2 separate regions of the Homo sapiens genome follow, and region 1 is linked to region 2. The links are chromatin loops, found by intact Hi-C in ENCODE. Cell type or tissue: IMR-90. All regions are shown on one strand. Links, peaks and the distances in the headings refer to the core of each region. The heading gives the core; the rest is flanking DNA.

The links. A loop is a pair of places that touch in the nucleus more often than their neighbours do. Peaks named below come from ENCODE experiments on the same cell type or tissue, not always from the same donor. Only the 100,000 strongest peaks of a DNase experiment are listed, where the experiment ranks them.
Region 1: a loop joins it to region 2, with 4 times the contacts of the local background. A loop is called at or near these places in 4 of 110 quality-filtered maps.

The regions. Positions count from the first base shown.
Region 1 is chr9:100,320,054-100,328,053 of GRCh38, reverse strand. TEX10 (testis expressed 10) reads left to right here. Exons shown (of 15, transcript NM_017746.4): 8 at 92-267; 9 at 1,575-1,752; 10 at 6,283-6,371; 11 at 7,656-7,789. Among named protein-coding and RNA genes, the nearest start is that of TEX10, 29 kb to the left of the region's middle. In IMR-90, for the core only: CTCF peaks have their summits at 3,260 (motif pointing right) and 4,925 (motif pointing right); a DNase peak (open chromatin) is centred at 3,273.
Region 2 is chr9:100,215,315-100,232,422 of GRCh38, reverse strand. It overlaps INVS (inversin), which reads right to left. Exons shown (of 17, transcript NM_014425.5): 4 at 6,188-6,361; 5 at 2,596-2,763. Among named protein-coding and RNA genes, the nearest start is that of INVS, 120 kb to the right of the region's middle. In IMR-90, for the core only: a CTCF peak has its summit at 9,544 (motif pointing right); no DNase peak of the experiment used is centred there.

The DNA.
Region 1 (8,000 bases), core at 1-8,000, 100 kb before region 2:
ATATTTAAGTTAAAAAAAAATTTTTTTTTTGTTTAAATTTATTTCCCTTGTCTTTGAGTATTACATTTTATTCTTCTTTGGCCTTTCTAAGATATCGTAGTAAAGTGTTATCCCGTTGGCTGGCTGGCTTACCATTGCAACTTGCTCATCTTGGCTCCCGAAATCCTGAGCTCTCTACACAGCTTATCGATATCATTCATACCGCTGCAGCACGAGCAAATAAAGAATTACTAAAAAGTTTACAAGCTACTGCCCTCCGAATTTATGGTAAGAGTTCATTTGTTTAATGGTATGGGTAGTCATTGATCCACCCTGATATACAAAAGAAGTTTTTAAGGGGAGCTCTGTAATTTTGCCTTTCCCTTAGTCTGAATTAGTAATACCATGGTTAAATTGCCAGAACAAAACATCATACAGTAAATTCATTTTCAATATTTATTAGAATATAGAAGGTTAATGATTGTTGATGCTTATTGCATTCTTAAATTGTCTTTCAAACCACTTGCTATTCATAAATTCAAAACTAATCTGATACTTAAAAATTCCTTTGAAGCTCTGATGGCAAGACATATCTTTATTACTTATTTAATCATAGTGAATATCTCGTATGACTTTCATATATTCTTTGTTCATCTAGGACTGACTTAACTAATATTTTAAGCAAAATTATTAAAACATAACTGGGATGTATGTATGCATATAATTATTGAAATATAATTCACATACTATAAAATTCACCATTTTACAATGTACAGTTCAATGAATTTTAAAAAATATATTCCTAAGGTTGTGCAACTATCACCACTGTCTAATTCTAAAACATTTTTATCACCCCAGAAAGAAACTTGTACTGATTGGAAGTTCATCCTTATTCCTTTCTTCCCCCAGCCCCTGGAAATCACTCATCTACTTTCTGTCTATATGGATTTGCCTATCATGGATATTTTGGAATTACATAACATGGGGCCTTTTGTGTCTGGCTTGTTTCACTTAGCATAATATTTTCAAGATTTGTCCGTGTTGTAACAAGTATCAATACTTTATTCCTTTTTATTGTTGAGTAGTATTTTGTTGTATGGATATGTCACTGGTATTTATCCATTTGTCTGGTGATGAACATTTGAGTGGTTTCCACCTTTTGTGGGTTGTAGTTTTAAATATGTATTTTTCAATATTGGTCATATATCTGTAGGTATATATATATACACACAGCAAACAAAGTCTTTTGCTTTAAGTCAGGTTGATGTAATTGTCACTGTTTAGCAAAATTGCTTGTTTACTTTGCATTCAATCTCTTTTCCTTATTACCCCCCTGAAAGTTTTTATTTCTAACAAGACACTTGTATATTAAATCTTTAAATTATGTTTGGTGTTTTATTTTATGCAGTAGCTTAACAAGCCATACATATGTGTTTTATGATATTAATATAATTATGCTTTTATGTAATTGATATTCATAAAATTCAGCATAAAATGTTAGCCCATAATTCAATGGAAGTCATTGATCTGCTTTATTAATCTCTGGTTTGCATGTCTTTTATAGTTGTTTTTAATATGTCTATCCACCTCACTAGATCCACAAGAAGGTGCTGTGGTGGTTCTCCCTGCAGACTCTCAGCAGCGTTTGGTTCAGCTTGTATATTTCCTACCCAGTCTGCCGGCTGATTTGCTTTCTCGGTTAAGTCGTTGCTGTATTATGGGAAGACTCAGTTCAAGTTTGGCTGCCATGCTTATCGGGATACTGCACATGAGGTAGCATGCTCAAGTGAGCTGTATTTTAAGTGTATAATCTTTTTCCCCTTTTACTGGTAATTTGTGAATTACGGAAGCCTTTTGAAGTCGCATACACTACTTTCATTTACTCTTAATGCAACAATTAAAACTATATCACTAGGTAGAGTAAGTTCACAAGAGTAAGACTGTTTCAAGTTACTTGTTTAATGACTTTTATAGATAGCTTGGAATAAGGGTTGAAATAGAATTATCAAAAGTGTGTGTAGTAAGGGATTTATTGGTAGGTGATGGTGTCGTACTTCAAACCTTTGTTGTTATGGAATTGCAGTATAGACCTTTTCTTCAGAGAGCTCAGAATTTAATGTAGCTGGTGAATTAAACAAGCTTGTGGACTGAGACCAGGAATCACTTGTAATCTCTCACTTTTTTTTTCCTGGTGGTATAATAAACATAACATAAAATTTACCATTTTAACCTTTCTTGAAAAGTTTTGCCAGGCGTAGTGGCTCATGCCTGTAATCCCAGCATTTTGGGAGGCCGAGGTGGGCAGATCACGAGGTCAGAAGTTCAAGACCAGCCTGGCCAGCATGGTGAAACCCCATCTCTGCTATAAATACAAAAATTAGCTGGGCATGATGGTGCATGCCTATAGTCCCAGCTACTCAGGAGGCTGAGGCAGGAGAATTGCTTGAACCCGGGAGGTGGAGGTTGCAGTGAGTCAAGATGGCACCACTGCACTCCAATCTGGGCGACAGAGTGAGACTCTGTCTCAAAAAAAAGAAAGTTTTAATATTTCAAGAGACAAGTTCTCACTCTGTTGCCCAGATTAGAGTGCAAGTGGCATGATCATAGCTCACTGCAGCTTTGAACTCTTGGGCTCAGGAGATCCTCCCTCCTTGGACTCCAAAGTAGCTAGCACTACATGCCATTTTCCATAGCGGCTGTGCCATTTTACTCTGAAACTCTGAAAGGTTTTATGTTGCTCATGTTGGAAGTATCCTCATGTATATATCTTCAGTCATAGTATTTTAGTATTCAGCAGTATTACTGGTTGTGGGTAGGGTCTGATGTGGTTTTAGGCAGAAATAGAAATCTAGGCTGTAGTTGAAAACTTTTCTTGTATAGATCCCCTATCTCAGGTAGGTAAGAGTAGCTTACTTTTAATAGACTTTCTTCATACCAGTATAGGACAGATATTTGACTCTGGTCACTGGAAGTGTGCTTCATAACTGACAATAAACTTGCCTTTTACCAAAACAGAGAAAAACATATAAATAAAATATTGTTTGTATTTAAAAATTTTAGGTTTATTTCTTCCTTGTATATGCACATTAGAGGGGCCTGGACATATTTTTTAAGAATTTTAAATATTGATTAGTTTCCCATGTTTTTTCTTTTTAGATATTAAAAAACTGCACTTTGTTTTGTGTAAGCAAAATGCTAGGCCTTTTAAAAGTTAAATTTTTAAAAAAAATTTTCCGTAACTTAAGAGCTTGTTTTTTATTTGACTTCCAGTAGAGGGCACTCTGTTCCTTAGATATAACTTACATTCAGTTCCGTTAAATCACCCCTTGAATGTTTCTTGAAATTGATTCTCCTTGGAAGATGCATTTAATGTCTTCATCAACATCTGTTCACTTATGTTTAATAACTTTTGTCAAGGATTATTTTAAAATCTTGGGGTTTTTTTGCTTTTATCTTTTTGTGGCGATGAGTGGCGAGAATTGGGAAAATATATTAATTTTACAAATACTGATAATACAGACTCATATTTAAATGATTGTCATTGTAGTTAAAAGTCTACCAAATTAAATTTTGCTTTTTAGTATTTGTACAGAGTCCATTAGTAGACTTCTCTCTATGTAGGTATATTATTCCCATCTAAAGTAGTCCCTTTTTAAAAAGAATACAAAATTAGGACTTTTCAGCCTTCTTGAGCCCATAGCACCATCATTTTATCACTTTTCATAGGGTCATAATAAGACTAGCCAGGCGCAGTGGCTCATACCTGTAAATCCCAGCACTATGAGAGGCTGAGGCAGGCAGATCACTTGAGGTCAGGAGTTTGAGACCAGCCTGGCCAACGTGGTGAAACCCCATCTCTATTAAAAATACAAAAATTAGCTGGGCATGGCGGCTCATGCATGTAACCCCAGCTACTCAGGAGGCTGAGGCAGGAGAATTGCTTGAACCCAGGAGGCGGAGGTTGTAGTGAGCTGAGATCATGCCGCTGCACTCTACCCTGGGTGACAGAAGGAGACTCCATCTTTAAAAAAAAAGACTGACGGTTAGTTCATTCAGACATATGTTGGGTTACTTCATATCTTTAGTTTTTTATTCAAAATAGCTCCTCTTCTTGACCATGACTATAAAATAGTCAACTTTTAAATTATTTCCCACTTATACTCTTACAATGTTGCTTCTCAGTCCTATGCATCCTGTATACTGTTGCCAGATTGATTTTTCTGCAATACTCCTTTACTCATTTCTGATTTTTATCTTGTCACACTAATTGGTCTGTGAGATCAAGTTTAGCTCAATTTTTGTAGTTCTGATACCTTGCTGTCTCTATTAAAGCATTTGTCTAATGGCAGGACATGTACCACCTAAGCAAGGATTCCATGTGTTAAAAACCCATCAGCTAGAAATCATTCATGTTTATTTTCTCTCAGCTTTTAAAAAATGTGTTTAGAATTGCTCTCTCTACCTTTTTACCAACCAGTTATAGTTTTTTTACAATCTGATGTTTTCCTCATACCATTCTACTTGTGGTGTTTCATAATAATATCCAGTGGCCTTTTCTCAGTTCTTACCCCTCTACCCCAGTTTATTTATAGCCAGATTGGGGAAACAGAAAGCATAAATACGGAAAGATGCTCCGTGGTGTTAGGTAAAATCTCTGAGGAAGGAGAAATTGGCTTGCACCAAGAAGTTTGGCTTGGGTTTTAAATAGGGTGAACATATGACCTGGTCTGCCAGGAACAGTTCCATTTTACTCCTTTTGGCCCAGCATAATCAGCGCCAGCCACCCCCTTTTACTCACAGAAGTGTTCAGGCTTGGAAAGTATATATGGTTTTCATAGTTTTAAAGACAGTATGATATATTGCTTGTCATTTATCACTTTTCACAGGGTCAGAATTTTAAATAGGCTGTTAAATAAATTTGCTGCCCCTTTTGGCCACTGGATGGCACAATTGCTTCCTGTTTTCATTGAGGTCAAGAAGATAATAGTTTGTTTTTCAACCACTATTTTGTACTTCTTTGTGTTGAGCATCTGTGCTTTTTATAACCCCCTTAGCATGTGCTATTGTCCCCATAGACCTTTGCTTATCACCTGGGAATGACACTCAAGAAGAGTGTTTTCATTATTTTATGCCTGTCCCCTCCTTAAGAATATTAATAAGGCTGGGTGCAGTGGCTCACAACTGTAATCCCAGAACTCTGGGAGACCGAGGCAGGTGGATCACCTGAGGTCAAGGGTTTGAGACCAGCCTGGTCAACATGGTGAAACCCCATCTCTACTAAAAATACAAAAATTAGCTGGGTGTGTTGGTGCACGTCTATAATCCCAGCTACTCAGGAGGCTGAAGCAGGAGAGTCGTTTGAACCCAGGAGGTGGAGGTTGCAGTGAGCTGAGATCATGCCATTGCACTCCAGCCTGGGCAACAAGAGAAACTCCATCCCCCCAAAAAATATATATATAAATAAATATAAATGCAATTATTATAACAGTAAAAAAATTACTAAGTACTTATAGGTGAATTAGAAGTTCCTAATTTTGTTTGATATTTATTCAGTTGTCTGTGATAAAAATTTTTAGTATAAGTTTGTCTGATTATTCTCAGCCTTTTTGCAATACCCATGACTGACATCTGTTTTCTTCCTAGCCTTACCTTGAAGGGAATTTTTAAAGGAGACACTAGAAACTGATCTCATAGGAGGAACCAAATAATCCTCATTTAATGGGAAGCTGCTTTACATTTAGCTATTCCTTTTGAGTCCTCTGCCAATACCTTAGCTGCACTATTGTGAAATAGACCTAGTTACAACTTTACTAAGAATAAGAACACATAGTTGCCTTATAGTGGCTTTAAAGATAAGTTTTCTTTGCCTAATTAAGATACTTTTGCTTAGTTATGTAGGAAGCTGAAGCTTGTTTAAACATAACTCATTTGCTGAGGGTAAGACTATAAAAATCAAATAGTAAATACATAGCAGCTGAACCTACTACTGAAAAGCAAAACTTCATCTTGGCTCCTTAGAGTCTGATTTTCAGATGGGATGGAAATTTTCTGTTGTACTATATATGTTGATCAAGTATGCTTTTTAATGAAAGTTTGTATTAATATGTTTGAATTTCAAACTTTCATACTAGGGTACTTGAGCCCTTGGATATGAAATTAATACAAGGCATACTATGGGTTTTATTTTAAGCTACTAAATCAAACTTGTTTTCAGTAAAGAACAATGGTTATATACTGTGCTACCTTTGACAAGTCTGTCAAGTTGGTCACTTCTGGTAATAGTTCTCCCTTTGTTTTTTATAGATCATCATTTTCTGGGTGGAAGTATTCAGCTAAAGACTGGTTGATGAGTGATGTAGACTATTTCAGCTTCTTATTTTCCACACTTACAGGTAACCACATTCACTTGCCAGATTAAAAAAGAAAAAACCTAATATGAATCACAATTCTCCTTCTAAGATTTGCCATTTTATCAGTTTGGTTCAGTTTTGAAGATGATAAATATTCTATCTTGGAGTGATTTTTGTGATTAGTAACTGGAAATCGAAAGAATATTTCTAACCTACATACACTGTTAGGCTTCTGAGGCAGGAGGATGGATGATTTGTCTTTAAATCTCTTATAGTATGAGTATCAAAACCCTGAGCATTATTTGAATGTCATGTTATTGTATTTTTAAGTTTGATGTACTACTACTATTATTTTAAATGTATTATTTGAATATTTTCATTGTATACTTGGATAATGATAGGATTCTTTGAAATTTTCTGAAGACTTGAAATTAGGAGAGTTAATATAGTGTCAGGATCCAAAAAGAACTTGACAGATCCAATACTATGCTGAATCTAGCAAGATAAATACTTCAGAAGATAAATGTAAGCTCCTATATGTTTACTGTATATTTATGAATGTATACATTTGAGGTGGGAGAGGCTGTGTGTTTTAATAGTAGTTGTCAGAAAGTTTTTAGTGATTTTAGAAAGCTCATTGGGAGTCAGTACTATGACATGGCTATCAAACTAGATGATGCCTCTTTAGGTAGTGCTTACAGAAGTATAGTGATTTGAACATCAAGGTAGATAGGGTTGGGCCACATCAGTGGTATTCTGATCATTTTGAGAACTACCTTTCAGGAGTGACTTTGGCAGCTTGTTTGTGTAGGTTAGGCCAAGTGTAAATAGAGGTGGTAAGGGGAACTAGAAATTGTTGAATGAACTATACATGTATTGTCAAAGTAAAAACACCTAGGGGGATGGAGTAGTTTTGAAACATTTGAAGGTCTATTATCTAAGAACCTAAAGCATTTGATATATATGTAGGAGTATATTACTGCTTTTACTTGCTCATTTGCTTTTTTAAACCTACCATTAATTGGAAAGATTATGCCTTTCACTCTAAGTAAAATTGTCAAAACCCTAGTAGAAGTGGTAAAACCTGTTTCTTGCTATATTATAGATTGGGTCTGATCACATCTTTTATATAATTATATGAATTTAACTGTCTTCATTGCTAGCATTTTATTTTTTAAAATATAGCATGAAATGCAGAAGCTCAGAGAAAACAAGGTAGCTTAAAGAATGTTCACTTGAAGGCATATGTCATCTCTGTTTTTTAAGAAAGTCATTGTTTTTTGTTTTTTGTTTTTTTAAATTGGCTTTCTTTGTTACCTGAATTAGGGTTTTCGAAAGAGGAGTTGACTTGGCTTCAGAGCCTTCGAGGAGTTCCTCATGTCATCCAGACACAGCTTTCCCCTGTGCTTCTCTACCTTACAGATTTGGATCAATTTTTACACCACTGGGATGTAACAGAGGTAATAGTTCATTTAAAAAGAAACTAATAATTATTAAAATTCAGTTCATCAACCAGTAATAGTTACTATATATGAGTTGCCTTGTGTGAGATCTTTTCAAAGATACTTGTTTAAAGTGCTTATAATCTTGGATGGGAGAAGTACGTTTGAAAAGGGAAACATTCTTTATAAATTGTGCCACTAGAACAGAACAAATCAGCAATTTGAATGA
Region 2 (17,108 bases), core at 5,597-13,596:
AAGACTTCATGACTAAAACACCAAAAGCAATGGCAACAAAAGCCAAAATGGACAAATGGGATCTAATGAAACTAAAGAGCTTTGGCACAGCAAAAGAAACTATCATCAGCGTGAACAGGCAACCTACAGAATGGGAGAAAATATTTTGCAATCTATCCATCTGACAAAGGGCTAATATCCAGAATCTACAAGGAACTTAAACAAATTTAAAAGAAAAAAAAAACTCATTAAAAAGTGGGCAAAGGATACGAACAGACACTTCTCAAAAGAAGACATTTATGTGGCCAAAAAACATATGAAAAAAAGCTCATCATCACTGGTCATTAGAGAAATGAAAATCAAAACCACAATGAGATACCACCATCTCATGCCAGTTAGAATGGTGATCATTAAAAAGTCAGGAAACAACAGATGCTGGAGAAGATGTGGAGAAATAGGAATGCTTTTACACTGTTGGTGGAGTGTAAATTAGTACAACCATTGTGGAAGACAGTGCGGTGACTCCTCAAGGATCTAGAACCAGAAATACCATTTGACCCAGGAATCCTCTTACTGGGTATATATCCAGAGGATTATAAATCATTCTACTATAAAGACACATGCACACATATGTTTATTGCAGTATTATTTACAATAGCAAAGTCATGGAACCAACCCAAATGCCCATCAATGATAGACTGGATAAAGAAAATGTGGCACATATACACCATGGAATACTATGCAGCCATAAAAAAGAATGAGTTCATGTTCTTTGCAGGGAGATGGTTGAAGCTGGAAACCATCATTCTCCGAAAATTAACACAAGAACAGAAAACCAAACACCACATGTTCTCATAAGTGGGAGTTGAACAATGAGAACACATGGACACAGGGAGGGGAACATCACACAGTGGGGCCTGTTGGGGGGTGGGGGGCAAGGGGAGGGATAGCATTAGGAGAAATACCTAATGTAGATGACAGGTTGATGGGTGCAGCAAACCACCATGGCACATGTATACCTATGTAACAAACCTGAACGTTTTGCACCTGTATCCCAGAACTTACAGTATAATAATAAAAAAAATCTAAGAACTATATTTCAGGATGTAAAATAATAACTTTAGAAGGAAAATTTGAGATACAAAAAAAATGCAGAGCTAAGCATTGCATATACAAAATAATACTTTTAGTATCAGAGGTTGTAAAAAACGATTAAAAAATAATACTTTAAAGTCTAATTTGTGTGTTAAAAACAAATATGACTAACTATTGGACTATCATAGCATGTAAATTAGAAGCTGGGACAGAGGGATTAGAAAACCTCAAAGAATCTACTGATAAATATTCGAAACAAATAAGGAGTTTAGCGAATTAGTTAGATATGTAATCAATGATCAAAAATATCAACTGCATTCCTATACACCTATAACAACCAGTTAAATATATATCCTAGATATGTTCAAAAATGTCAATGCAGCACTGTTTGTAAATAACAAAAAACTGGAAACAAAGTATCTGTCAATAACAGAATGAATACTGTGTGGCTTATTCGTAAGATGGAATCCTATATAGCAGTAAGAATTAATATATCATGGCTACATGCAGCAACATAGATAAAATCACCAGTGGTCGGACACGTTGGCTCACGCCTGTAATCCCAGCACTTTGGGAGGCTGAGGCAGGTAGATCACGAGGTCAAGAGGTCGAGACCATCCTTGCCAACATGGTGAAACCCGGTCTCTACTAAAAATACGGAAATTAGCCAGGCACGGTGGCGCACGCCTGCAGTCCCAGCTACCCGGGACGCTGAGGCAGGAGAATTGCTTAAACCTGGGAGGTGGAGGCTGCAGTAAGCCGAGATCATGCCACTGTACTACAGCCTGGGTGACAGAGCAAGACTCTGTCTCAAAATAAAATAAAATAAAATAAACAGCATAAGGTTGAGCGAGAAAGAATAGGGCACTGCAAAAAAACAAAACAAAACAAAAACAAAAACATGCAATATAATTCCTTGTATATCAAATTCAAAACCTTTAAATACTGAGCAATATATTGTTTAAGGATACAAATAAATGTGGTAATGGAAATCAGGGGAATGATAACACAAGATTGAAGACAGTTGTTGCCTCTGTGAAAGGAGAGAATAGAATGAGACTGAGAGGTACTCCACTCAGAGGACTTCAAAGGTAATGGTAATATACTTTTTCTTAAACTTGATATTGAGTATATGAGTATTTGTTGTTTCATTATTATTTATACTTTACATGTATTTTACTGATACTTATATCTATTCACTGTTTAATAAAAACAAGTATGAAACAAAGTAAGGAAATAAATATAAATTCAGGATTCAGGGAAGTAGTTGCTGGGGTACAGGAATGAGCACGGCGTAGGGGGAATGAATGCGTTTAAAAACTGGGACATAGGAAACCTCTATGTGGTCTTAAATAGTGGTACTGAAATGTTCTACTTCTTGGGGGATGAGTCCATATGTCTGTTGTATTCTTTTGCTTAATAATTTGCTTGTACGTCAAATATACACTTTTGTATATATTAAATAATTCATAATAAAAAAATTTCAAGGCCATTCAGGTCTAGCAGTACCATTCAACTCACCAGAATGCATCTCACTGTGTGAACAGCACTTGGATCTTTATGGTTGGCTGCCCAGTGAAGTGGGATCTTGCCTTCAACATCAGGAATCCCAATGTTAGAATCATGCTTGATGAGCAGCTTCACATGCTCAGGGTTATTGTAGTAGGCACTCCAATGCAGAGCTGTTTGCTGCAAAATCGAGAGGTTCTCGAAATAACAACAGTAACAACTAACTTTCCCCAATCTTTTATTGTGGGACAGGCACTGTTATAAGAGTTTTATACAGTAGTTGCCCTGTATCTTTGTTTTCACTTTTCATGATTTCAGGTCTCTGTGTTCAACCGAAGTCTAAATATATTAAATAGAACATTCCAGAAATAAACAATTCATAAGTTTTAAATTGTGTGCCATTCTAAATAACATGTTGAAATAGTGCTTCATCCCACCCCATCCTACCTGGGACACAAATCCTTCCTTTGTTCAGCATATCCCCACCGTAGACATTCCCTGCCAGTTAGTCACCTAGCAGCCAACTCAGTTATCCCATTCATTGTCACAATATTAGATTCACAGTGCTTGTGTTCAAGTCATCCTTCTTTTACTTAATGGCCCCAAAGCTCAAAATTATTGATACTGGTGATTCAGATATGCCAAAGAGCAGCTATGAAGTGTTTCCTTTAAGTGAAAAGGTGAAAGCTCTCAACTTAATAAGAAAAAATTGTTTGTTGAGTTTGCTAAGCTCTACCGTAAGAACAAATCTATCTGTGAAACTGTAAAGAAGGAAGAAGAAACTCATGCTGGTTTTGCTGTTGCATACCAAACTGCAAAAATTATGGCCATAGTGCCTGATAAGTGCTTAGTTAAGACGGAAAAAGTACTAAATTTGTGGGTAGAAGATATGAACAGAAATGTGTTCCTATTGACGGGAATTGGGTTTGACACTATCCGCAGTTTCAAGTGTCCATTGGAGGTGTTGGAATATATTTCCTTTGAACAAGGGAGACTATTGTCTATTTAATTGCATGCAGTCATCTTACTATCTCTGGGAGACAAGTATGTTTTTAAATTTGCATGTGATTGATGAGGAAACAGCACACGGAACCTAAGTAATCTGCTCTGGGACACAAAGGAAGTAAGTGGCTGAACTGAGATTTTAACCCAGGCAGTCTGACTCCAGAATCTGACCTCTTAGGCATGACAGTTATTTAGTTCATCCGGTACTGATAACACTGAGAAAGAGAAAGCGGCCCAGTCATTTATAAATAATCATCAACAAAGTAAGTGATGATCTTGATAATGCACATCTGGTTATCACCAAGGACCTTAAGAACTTGACAGGATGTTTCGAATTTTAATATCTATAAAAAAATACATGCATAGGAAATTCATGCATCTGGAACCCATTCCATGTATCAGTAGACAAATTTTAATTTAAATATAATTTTAGAGGATAAATTATTAGACCCAGTTATTGATGAAAAGATACATTTTGAAAATACAGCAGCACTTGCTTTAGTCAACCTAAATAACAGAGTCTCTCTAAAAGAAAATAATGTTTGGCTGGGCGCAGTGGCTCATGCCTGTAATCCCGGCACTTTGGGAGATCGAGGCGGGTGGATCACTTGAGGTCAGGAGTTCGAGACCAGCCTGGTCAACATGGTGAAACCCCGTCTCTACTAAAAATACAAAAATTAGTTGGGCCTGGTGGCGCATGCCTGTAATCCCAGCTACTTGGGAGGCTGAAGCATGAGAATCGCTTGAACCTGGGAGGTGGAGGTTTCAGTGAGCCAAGATCACACCACTGCACGCCAGCCTGGGTGATAGAGTGAGACTCTGTCTCAAAAAAAAAAAAAAAAAGAAAGAAAGAAAATAATGTTTATTTGGTATCTGGTAGTAGGGCATTGCTAAACTATGTGTACTCAAGTAAAGGAAGACAAAAGTTTTTAAAAGAAAAATGAGCAGGATTACGTAATTGTTTTCAAATGATGATCCTTGGCTACAAAGATCGATAACAAAGATAATGCCAGTGCAAGGTTGGACAGGCAGTTGCTGGGCAAATGTCTTTGAAGAAGTAATTTTTGTGTAAGGTTATGATGGCCTTTGTGCAAGGCTGTGGTTTTTGCACAGTCTGTGATTTTTTTTTTTTTTAATCAGGCTTACAAGCACAAGAATCCTCTCTTCATGGCCTTCCCTGGCTCTGTCAGGTTTTGTTGTTGTTGTTTTAAACAGAAACAACTCCATTTTGATTTTGACAATGTTCACACTTTATTTCAGATAAAAGTTGAAAATGATCATCTTGAACTTGTTGAAGTTGCTTTAAAATCTCTTCTGCTGTTCTCGTCAACATAATTCTATAAGACTGGCTTCCCTATTAGGATAATTATTAAGAAAAAATGTAAGAACTGTTTAAATATATATTAGCCCTCGTGAGTAGCATTGTCAGCAATCCAATCTACAATTAGATAATTTAATGAGCAGGAACCAAGCTCATCTGTCACATTAAAAACTTTAGAAACTGACATACATGGTATTCCTTCAAGGTGTACCTATAGGCATTTAATATGAACACTCACTATTTAACTTACTACTTTTGCTTACTAACAACTGCAGATTTTTAAAAAGCCACAAGTATAATAGCACTTACTAATTACCTATAACCACATCTTCAATAAACAACACGTAATTCCTTTCTTTTCCTATGTTATACTTGTTCTGATTCTATTTACTGAAATGTAATACTATGCTGAACCTAACAGTAATCCTATTAACCTTTTTCCATACATACAAAAATTGAGGCACAGAGGAGTTAAGCAATTTGCTCAAGGACACAGAACAAGTTAAGTAGTGGATTCTGGGTTGAAACCCAGGAAGGCTGATACCAAAGCGTAGGCCACTAAACCACTAAGCATTTAGGACATTGCCATGGGCATTTGGCCATCATGAGTCTAACCACCTATAGTAACTATTATGACTCCCTGTCAAATATTGGGTTTTGGAGTTAAGACAGGACTGATTTTTTTTTTTTTTTTTTTTTTTTTGAGACAGTCTCACTCTGTCACCCAGGCTGGAGTTCAGTGGCACTATCTGGGCTCACTGAAACCTCTGCCTCCCAGTTTCAAGCGATTCTCATGCCTCAGCTTCCCGAGTAGCTGGGATTACAAGCGCATGCCAACATGCCCGGCTAATTTTTGTAGTTTTAGTAGAGATGAGGTTTCACTATGTTGGCCAGGCCAGTCTTGAACCCCTGAACTCAGCTGATCCACTTGCCTCGGCCTCCCAAAGTGCTGGGATTACAGGCATGAGCCAATGCGCCCGGCCGACAGGACTAGATTTGAATTCTAGTTCTGCCACTTGCATCTTGGGCAAACTTTTAATCTTCCTGAGCTTCAGTTTTTCCATCTGTAAAAAGATGATACTACCTAACACACATGGTTGCTGAGAGGATAAAATGACAGAATTTAAGTGAAATACTTCCCTGAGATGTATGGAGATTTGGAATTGTTCTACCATGTATATATGTGGTAATTCAGGCCTTCTTCCTTGAAATTTCACATCATAAAAGGAAGCATTTGCTTTCTGGTCTTATTAGTCTTTGATTTTGAGTATCCATTACCTTGTTTTTATCCTGTGTATCCACTTCTCCTGGTGCCATAAACTTCAGCAGAAGTGCCAAACACTTAGGGCTCCTGTGCCGGGTGGTCAAGTGCAAAGGAGTCATCTCTTCCAGATCCTTTTGCATCCAGTTTGCTCTGCGTGTAAGTAAGAGTTTCATGAAACGATAATTTCCCTAAATAAAAAACAAGAGATGATAAGAAAAAAATGTACTATGGGGTCAAAATTTTTTTTAATTTTAAAATGTTTTAAGTATGTTAATTATTCTCCTAGAGTAATAACATCCAGAGAAATTAATAAGGAAAAATGCTTGTAATTCCACTATACTATCAATTGTTTTATTTTTTCATGTTTCCTTCCAAGAACTTTCTACATGAATATAATTTACATAGTGGCTGGCCAATATTTTATTGCAAATAAAACAACATGTTTTATTTAACCAGTCTATTATTGTTAGATATCTAGAATGTTTCTAATATTTTTTTTGTAGTAAATGCTTCACTGTACATCTTTTTTCACATTTTTTTTCTTAATTTTTTCACAAGAATAAATTATCAGGAACCAAATTGTTGGGTCAAAGACGTTTGCACATTTTACAGTGTTTGGTGTATTTTCCAAATTGCTATCTAACAGCAGCAATGTGTAGGTGTATTAGTTTCAGCACATTTTGACCAACATAGTACCTATTATTTATACTCAAAGTGTAATAATGCGAAATAAGCAGAGATGTTAAATCCCAATTTACAGGTGAGGAAACTGAGATTCAAAGTAGTTAAACGTTTTGTTCAGGACCTCTGGTTAATAAGGTATGGATGATTAGTTTTCTTAAAGAAAGCTATTTATGGGTACAACTAAGGTAGAGGCAGCTTATTCAAAGTTTGGATCCCAGGGCCGGGCGTGGTGGCTCACATCTGCAACCCCAGCACTTTGGGAGGCCGAGGCGGGTGGATCACGAGGTCAGGAGATTGAGACCATCCTGGCCAGCACGGTGAAACCCCATCTCTACGAAAAATTAGCCGGGCGTGGTGGTGGGCGCCTGTAGTCCCATTTACTCGGGAGGCTGAGGCAGCAGAATGGCGTGAACCTGGGAGGCGGAGCTTGCAGTGAGCCGAGATCGTGCCACTGCACTCCAGGCTGGGCGACAGAGTGAGACTCCGTCTCAAAAAAAAAAAAACAAAAAAACCAAGTTTGGATCCCAGACTCAAACGGTCACCTAAATGCCAACTCAGAAGTCATGGTAGGCCCACCCACTTGCAGGCAGTACTCTCCAAGTCAGTTAAATCCTCCAGTCTGGTAGAATCAACCCACCTCAAGAAAGAAGCAGGCCGGGTGCGGTGGCTCATGCCTGTAATCCCAGCACTTTGGGAGGCTGAGGTGGGGGGATCACGAGGTCAGGAGTTCTAGACCAGCCTGGCCAACATGGTGAAACCCCGTCTCTACTAAAAATACAAAAATTAGCCAGGCGTGGTGGCAGGCGCCTGTAATCCCAGTTACTCGGGAGGCTGAGGCAGAGACTTGCTTGAACCCGGGAGGCAGAGGTTGCAGTGAGCAGAGATCGCACCACTGCACTCTAACCTGGGTGACAGAGCCGGACTCCATTTCAAAAAAAAAAAGAGAAAGAAGCTTAGTTACAAGGGCCACAGCAAGAGTGTTAATGAGCCAGGCCAACCATTACATAGTAAGTCTGTGTAACATGGCAGCTTTGAACAAAATAAGACTCTAAAAATTGTTCTTCTGGGCTCTTTTCTCAGATCTATTTCCTCATTTTTACTTCCAGTTGGAGGTTTCTATGTGCTTGGTACCTCAGATATTTCAAGGTCAGTGTGACCAAACAGTATTGCCTGATCAGGTTCTCAGCCTACTTCGTGCCTATTTATCTCTCCCTATTCAGAGGATAATGGCAGGCAGGATTATTTGTCCATTTGTCATCCTTAACCTTGTTAGAAGTGGGCCCTTTTAGCATGATAATGCATTGATGTTCTCCTATGAGGGACTATCAATATTAGTAAGGAATACATTTTTTAATCAAGCAGACCACCTACTGTGAAGAATGTGCAGCTCTACAGCAAGCTTGTCCACACCGCGGCACCTGGCTTGCACGTGGCCCAGGATGGCTTTGAATGTGGCCCAACAAAATTCTTAAACTTTCTTAAAACATTATGAGATTTTTTTGCGTGTTTTTTTTTGTTTTGTTTTTTTTGCTCATCAGTTATTGTTAGTGCTATTTTATGTATGGCCGAAGACAATTCTTCTTCTTCCAGTGTGGCCCAGGGAAGCCAAAAGATTGGACATCCCTGCTGTAAGGCAAGGTTACTAGAGTGACAGTGAGGTGCAGAAGGACGAATGAGAACTAACTGCTTGCCCACAGGGGCAGAGATAGGATTGACTCAGTCCACCACAGGGGCAGAGATAAGAGAAGATAAGAAAGACCATGGCTAGGAAAGAGGATCTGTAGACTGTCTATATTAGATGGGAAGACTTGGAATAGGTGGAAAAGCCAACGGACTCTGCTGGATATTTCCTCTCAGAGAGGTTTCCCTTGATGACCCTAAATAGAACTTACTTGTTATTCTTTATTCTAGTACCTATTCATTTCTCTCATAGTACTTTTCTCAGTTTGCAATTACATATATATTTGTTTGTTTCTCTTCAGTGTGAGCTCCCTCACAAACTGTAAGCTCCATGAAAGCAGAGACCATGTTTTATTGATCCCTGTGCTCAGCATAGTTCCTGGCACAGAATAGGTGCCTAATAAATATTACTTGAAGAAATGAGTAAATAAGAAGAAATGAAATATCTTCTAGAGGTTTTTGTTTTCATTTAAAAATTCTTATTTACAAGCCTGGGAGTGGTGGCTCATGCCTGTAATTCTAGCACTTTGGGTGGCCGAGATGGGCAGATCACTTGAGGTCAGGAGTTCGAGACCAGGCTGGCCAATATAGTGAAACTTTGTGTCTACTAAAAATACAAAAAAAATCAGCCGGGCATGGTGGTGCAAGCTGTGGTTCCAGCTACTCGGGAGGGTGAGGCATGAAAATCCTTGAACCCAGGAAGCGGAGGCTCCAGTAAGCTGAGATTGCACCACTGCACTCCAGCCTGGGTGACACAGTGAGACTCTGTCTCAAAAAAAAAAATTAAAAATAAATAAATAAATAAATGATAAAAATTCTTATTTACAGTTGCTATATTAGATCATAACAGTTAAGAATCTTAATTCTCAAATACCTGGTATTTGGTTATTCTTACTTTTTAATGTTTCATTTTTCTGAGCTTCATTAATAGTGTACATCATTTATCTGGACTTGTCATTTCATTTGATGTCAGTTCTTGAGAAGGAAGATGCTAAAATTTCCTCAAGAGGGCACCCTGCTCTAAATTTCTTGCCATCTTTTCTTTGGGGAAAAAAAAAAAAAAAAAGTTTGCCCAGGAAAAACAAATCTGTGTGACACTTCATACCGAAAAATAAAGTTTGACCTTTCTGAACATAACACTTCAAATATTACAGAGTAATTCATCATGACCTTTAAAGATATTCAATCAGACAGTCATTTCGATTGGAAATTAGAGGAAAAGGGAAGGAGAAGAAGGAAACTAGTATATGTTGGTGGGGGTAACTACTGAGCTATAGACACAGTGCTTGGCATATTTACACTTTACATTATTCTGAGGACTCTACCCTCACAAGACACAGTGCAACTCAGTAATGATATTTACTCATTCATTCATTCAACAAATATTCATTGAGCCTTGTTATGAAGCAGATAACAGTACAATGCTCGTACTTTGTTTTACGTATTACAAAGCTCTTTGACATAATTTCATCTTTGTTTCTCACAGAAGTATCATCAAACATTTTCACAGATTAAATAAATTATCCTCCTGTGCCTCTATTTTCTCATATATAAAACAGGGGTAATAATGGTACCTGAAGTTATTATGCATATGAAATGAGACAAATGATATTTGTAAAAGTTCTTAGAACAGTGAACAAAGCAAATGCTCAGTAGATGTTTTTATTATTATAAATAGTTTTCCAGTGTGTAGTATTCAACAAAACATAGATGGTCAGATAGAACCAAGAATGGCCCAAGATAAAGGGCATGCAGACAGAAAGATCTGATTGTAATATACACAGTTCAGCTAGTGATTAAGAACCAAGATTAGGAAAAGGTAAAAGTAAAAATAGTTAGAATGTTATAAATAGAGTAGTCCCCCTTTATCTCCTGGGGATACATTCCAAGATCCCCAGTGAATATCTGAAACTGCAGATAGCACCAAACCCTCTATATATACTATTTTTTTCATATACACACATATCTATGGTAAAGTTTAATTTATAAATTAGGCACAGTAAAAGATTAACAATAACTAATAATAAAATAGAACAATTATAATAATATAGTGTATGAAAAGTTATGTGAATGTGGTCTCTCTCTCTCAAAATACCTTAGTATTTTTAGATCATGGTTGACCACAGTAAATGAAATCACAGAAAGCAAAACCGTGGATAATGGGGAATTACAGTAGTGGTTTGTCTGATTTTTTTTTTTCACTGAGAAAGATGTCTATATTCTGCCTACAGATAATGATGATATAGGACCAACAAAGGCATAGACAATAGGAATTTAGCAGGTACCTTGGGGAGGAGGCCAGCATCTCCTATTTCAAATGACAGAGACCCATCAGATATTATCTATGAAGGCTGGACTAGAAACAATATAATTTACTTGGACCAAGGCCAACCTGTTTGTTCTCCTAAACAAGCAACTGGCTGGGCACAGTGGCTCACACCTGTAATCCTAGCACTCTGGGAGGCCGGAGTGGGAAGATCACTTCAGCCCAGGAGGTCAAAACTGCAGTAAGCCATGATTGTGCCCCTGCACCCCGGCCTGGGTATCAGAGAAGACCCTGTCTCAAAAAAAAAAAAAAAATTGTCCTGTATGCAAATTCAATCTTTGGGAATGAGCAGAAGGGACAGAGAACTTTAAGTGCTAAAATCAGGAGAATATTTCTAGTATCAATGGAACAGAGGAAGATACTAGTTTGAGGCAGTAAGCTAATTTGACAACCCTCTGAAGGTTGTGTGACCCTTTGGACCCATGTTATAGGCTACTTTGCTTCCTGTAAAACCTTCTCATTACAGAAAGTCTAAATACTTCCTCGGTATTTCTTGAACTGAGGAGTTCTTATGTTTTTGAGAATATTCTTATAATGCAAATACTTTTTGGAGGATTTGGAAGTTAATCTATTTTTTTTTTTTTTGGGACAGAGTCTTGCTCTGTTGCCCAGCTAGAGTGCAGTAGCACAATCTCAGCTCACTGCAACCTCTGCCTTCAGGGTTCAAGCAATTCTCCTGCCCTAGCTTCCTGAATAGCTGAGATTACAGGTGCCTGCCACCAAGCCTGGTAAATCAGGTTTCACCATGTTGGCCAGGCTGGTCTCAAACTCCTGACCTCAGGTGATCCGCCTGCCTCAGCCTCCCAAAGTGCTGGGATTACAGGCGTGAGCCACTGTGCCTGGCCTGGAAGTTAATCATTTAGTATAACCTGTTAGAGCTATACAGAAACTGATCCTGTTTGGAGGACGGTTTGTTTTAGGGTCTGCTTTTATAATTTTGGAGTGGGTAGGAAATAGTATAAGAGCGAAGGAGATAATAGATCAAAAGAGGATATATACTTAAGAAAACTCTGATGGTAGGTAAGCAGAAGTAAGGGAGCTGAAGTTACAGGAAGGTCTTGATTTAGTCATTTAAAAGGACATTACTCTGCTATGATCAGGTCCATCATGCTTCTGAAATGTGAAAACATTTCCCAATATCTCTGAAACAGTGAATAAATTTTTTTTCGTTTTTCATTAGGTGGTCATAATTTTCCTCTAAATCTTCCTGTAATTAACACCAAGAGCTTCTTTCATCTGTCACATAAAGATTATGACACTTAGATTTTCTCCAAATGTATGAAAAGGGTGAAAGAGAATTAAAAGTTCTCTGACCCAGAGAACAGCACTTGAAAGGAATCTGGGAAACAAATTAGGTCAAAATGTGATTTTTAACTTTATATTTGTGTCTGTCCAGTTCTCTTAAGATGAACTCCTTTTTTTAAAAAAAAAGCACATAGCTATTTAATGGTAATAACAATGATATGGAGATTTTGAGAAAAATACTTTGATATTTTGCTTTGGATTTTTCATTTTTTAAGTAATAAAACCTAACAGATAAAGTTAATACTTCCTTTGTGTCCCCAATTCCATTACCTTCTCTCCCTCTTTGGAGACTACTATCCTGAATTGGGTGTTTATCATTCCAATGAATGTTTTTATGCTTCTATTTCATACAAACATATATATATATATATATCCATAAACGACATAGTATTGTTTTACATGTTTTCAATCTTTGTACAAATGGTCTTGCATGAATCGTGTCATTTTTTACTCAAAGCAGTATTTTTCAGATTTATTCAAGTTGCCTGGGTTCATACATTTTCACTGGAATAAGTATGCTGTCATATGAAAATAATATATTTATTCTTCTCTAGAGGGATATTTAGCATGTTTCTCATTTTTCAAGATTACCCAATATTGTAATGAATATTCTCATACATATCTCCTGGTAAGTACATAAGAATTTCTGAAACTTCTGGTTTGAGATTGCTCTCTAAAATAGCTACTCCAAGTTAACATTCATAACAGTAATGTATGAGTTCCTGTTTCTCCACATCCTCACCACACTGGGTTTTGTCTGACTTGCTAATTTTTGCCAATCTGACGGTTACAGTTTTTTGTTTTGTTTTTTAATAGAAGGGGTCTTGCTATAGCTTGCCCAGGCTGGACTCAACTCCTGGGCTCAAGTGATCCTACCACCTCAGCCTCTCAAGTAGTTGGGGCTACAGGCGTGCACCACTGTGCCTGGCCTACAGCTGTGTTTTAATGTGCATTTCCCGAATTGAGGTGGAATGTTTTTATATGTTTGCTGGATATTTGTTTCTTTTGTAAATAGCCTTCTTGTGTTGTAACTCATTTCTGAACTTGGCTATTTGTTTTTTTTTCTTACTGATCTATAGGAGTTCTTTATGTATTCTGGATACTAATTCTTGGTTGGTTTTGCAAATATCTTCTCTGTGTGGCTTATTTTTTTGCTTTATTTATGCTCTCCCACTAGGAATGAATTCGTAATCTGAATAATATTGTTTGCTTTGTTAGCATTAGATTTCTTCAAATATTTTGAAATTTCTGTCTGCAGGTTCATTTTTGTTTTTCATTTGTTTGCTTTGTTTTCCTTTTTTCTCCTTGTTGACCCATAGAGCATCTTCCACCCAGCTCCTAGTCCATTATAACAATCTGCTCCTACACAGATCTCCTGGAGCCCTGTCTTCAGTGATATTAGGGATGTCACAATTATTAACAGTGAGCTAGTGAGTAGCTTCCTGACCTGAGGCTTGGATGGTGTCCTGCTTCTGCCATTTCTCTAGATAAACAGCTTCCTATAAAGCTGTAGCCTCATAGTGAGGCAAAGAATATTCCAAAATTCTAAGAATTTTCTTGCCTTTTGCACAAATATGACCACCTTTCAATCAGTGAAAAGGAAGGAGGCATCTTCCTGAACCCTATTCTGAAATCATATTCTACAGGACTGCTGTTTGTTCCCAGTAAGTGCCTTTATGATTAACTTATAGATAATTGGCAGCTGATCCTCAAAATATTCTGGATCCTACCTCTACATTTTTTCCCCAAAATGGCTACCATATTTTCTATATCTGTCTCCCTGGGGCCTTTGCTATTTGCTTCCTCTTCAGCTGAGACGATTACTTTAACAGACTTCAATGCCCAAGACTTGACTAAAACTGCCTACGGTGGCCCTTCTCCCCACTGGAGTACTGAAGAGGCCAGATGTTTTCCCAAAACCAATACTTTGGGACCTACATGTTTTCCAATTAATTTCTTTGCATTCTTGTTCTGTGTCCCCAGTGCTTATATTTTCTGTCACTGTACTTGGAGAGAAAAACAATTGCTCACTATATATATATAAATGTTCACTATATTTTTTTGTTCATTTACAAATTGGTATAAAATTTTGGCCTAGAAAGATAACTATATTTATAATAGCACACACAAATGTAAAGTAGGTACTCTGTCATAGTTCATTTTAAATCCTAAATATATTATATACCCAAAATACATTACTTAAAATTGAAATGGAAAAATAGAAACATGATTTATTAATTATAATTATAGCTATATAATTATGTATTTATAAACTCTCAAGGCATTTACTGTATTAATTTGTAAAAAGAATTACTATCCCTAGGAAGTATATAGGTCGCAAATATCAGTAATTTCATTATATCAAACTTTTCTGTAGTGGTTGCAGACACAAATGAGTTTTGGAAATACCACAATAGTGTTGGGAGAGGCAATCTGCCCTGGGCCTTGAATGTCCCTGAATGTACTTACTGGGTATGCCAAGAATGCAAAAGCTTGACTCCACTTTACTGGGACCATTTTCCAGAGTGGGGTTTGCAGTGAGCAATCTTGAGTGACGAGGTAATGTCACCCACCAGGGCAAAGAACAAGCAGGCTTGCTTACTACTCTATTTACTAAAAGCTGGAGATTCCCAAAATCTAGCACTCTTCAGATGTCATGCAAACCCACTGTGTGCTGGGCCCATCTGAGTCCTCCATATTGCCCCCATAATCCTTGGAGGGGAGGGAAACTCATGCAAACAGATAAGTACTCCTAGCTCCTAGCTATGCCATTAGTAATGACGCTTTTCGTCTCTGATGGGAGTCTTGTGTCTTCTGCCAGCATCTGCAGCTAACTTATTACCTTGTAAATAGGGTTAATTAAATGCCAGAACTGACAAGACAGTAAAAGATGATAGGATACTGACAGAGACATAGTTTTCCTTTCTTTCTTCCTTTTATTTTTTTGAGACAGAGTCTCACTCTGTCGCCCAGGCTGGAGTGCAGTGGCGCGATCTTGGCTCACTGCAACCTCTGCCTCCCGGGTTCAAGCAATTCTTGTGCCTCAGCCTCCCAAGTAGCTGGGATTATAGGTGTGTGCCCCCATGCCTGGCTAATTTTTATATTTTTGGTAGAGACGGGGTTTCACCATGTTGGCCAGGCTGGTCACAAACTCCTGACCTCAAGTGATCTACTCACCTCGGCCTCTCAACGTTCTGGGATTACAGGCATGAGCCACTGCACCCAGCTGGAGAGACATAGTTTTCTTGAAGAGTAAGGACAAGAACCCTAGAGGCCCATTCTCAGGTATCCTTAGGTTCAAGGGTGAGAAGACCCCCTGAGATCATGCCCAGGTGGTGGGCAAGGTTAAGGGGCGAGTGACCCCAGTATTCTCTCTGTTAATGAGTCTGAATGGTGAGAGGTGGGATTAAAGCAAGCCACCCAAATAGTGCCTTTGTTTTTGCTCACCTTCCTCTGGGCAGGCAAAAGAAGGAATGGTACATGACCACGGGGGCAGCAAGCTGAAAGACCATGTGGTTGCGGCTGCAGGGCCAAGAAATCTCCAAAACAGAAATAAATGGAGAGAACAATGAAGATTTTGCTATTTGACATGGATCTTTAGGTGGATTGAAAACATTAGAAGTTCATTTGGTTGAGACATGAGTGAGCAGGTGCTCAAAAGTGAATGTGAATGCAAAACCTTGCCTAATAGGACAGAGTCAACTGTTCTATGTATCTGATTCCTGCTTTAGCCTGACTTATTTGACATTGAGGACAAAGCACTGGGTATACAGGTGGCCACTGTCTGAAGCAAAGCTGCTGGCTTAATGGTCCCTTAAATGCCTTGGCCTGGTTTGCTGATGCTTTGGCTAAGTTAAAACCCGATGGTGTCCAGTAGGGGGCAGTAGCTGTCCAACCTCAATGACAGCTCCAGGAGACTGAGTGGTAATGACCAGTTAGCCCAATGGGCTGAAATGAAAAGCCATCACCCTTACCTTAGGCAATACTCCCAAAGACTAGCCGTATTTTTACTGATTCTTGGTCTGCTAACAGTACTGTAGTCACCTGGTCTGCCACTTGGAAGACTACAGTTGGTAAATTAAAGATATTCCTGTTTGGGGCCACAAACTACAAACAAATTGTGGCTGCCAATCAGACACTTTGGGTCACTCACATAGATACCCACAGTAACAGTAAGGGCCTGCTCTCTGATAAGACCGACTGAAATCAAGTCGCTGAACAAGTCTGTATTGCCTGGTCACTGGGATTTGCCACTAGGATCCATCACTGCACTAGATAAGGCAATGAACCCACCACAATAGAATGGATACAAAGTAAAAGGTATGTTTTTCATGCAGAAGATACCACTGCATACCAGACTTATGTATCTTGCCCAGTTGGCCTCCTTTTCTTGTGGTGAAGGAGTCCACATTACATGGAGGATTGCCCTTGCCCCTTCCCAGCAGGGACCTCTGTCACCTCCTCTTGGGCTCACCTCGTGCCTTTCCACCATAGACATTTTTCAGGTTATGGTGTTGCTGCTCCACCATATGGAGTTGCTGCTCCAATCTGATTAGCCTATTCAAGCTATAGCACTGAGGACCATGTTTTGGGGTTCCTAGACCTTCTATAGTCTGACCATGATATGCCTAACAATGAGCCAATAGTTAGGTACTTAATGGACATTCCATGCTTCCTACCATCCTCAGGTATCTGGAATTGTTGAGAGCTTGGAAAGGCCTTCTTGAAAATCAACTCAAAAATGTTTCTGGCTCCACCTCTCTTACCTCCTCCTGGTCCACACTCCTGTATGAAGCAGTTTGCTTACTAACTGTGGCCACCTTCAGAAAGGGTTCATTTCATCCTTGTAGCCTCCTGGGAAATAATCAGGACAAAAGGAGTGGGGGATTATATACATCTGTTTTGAAAATTTGGGATTCTGCCTGGCCCAACCCTGGTTA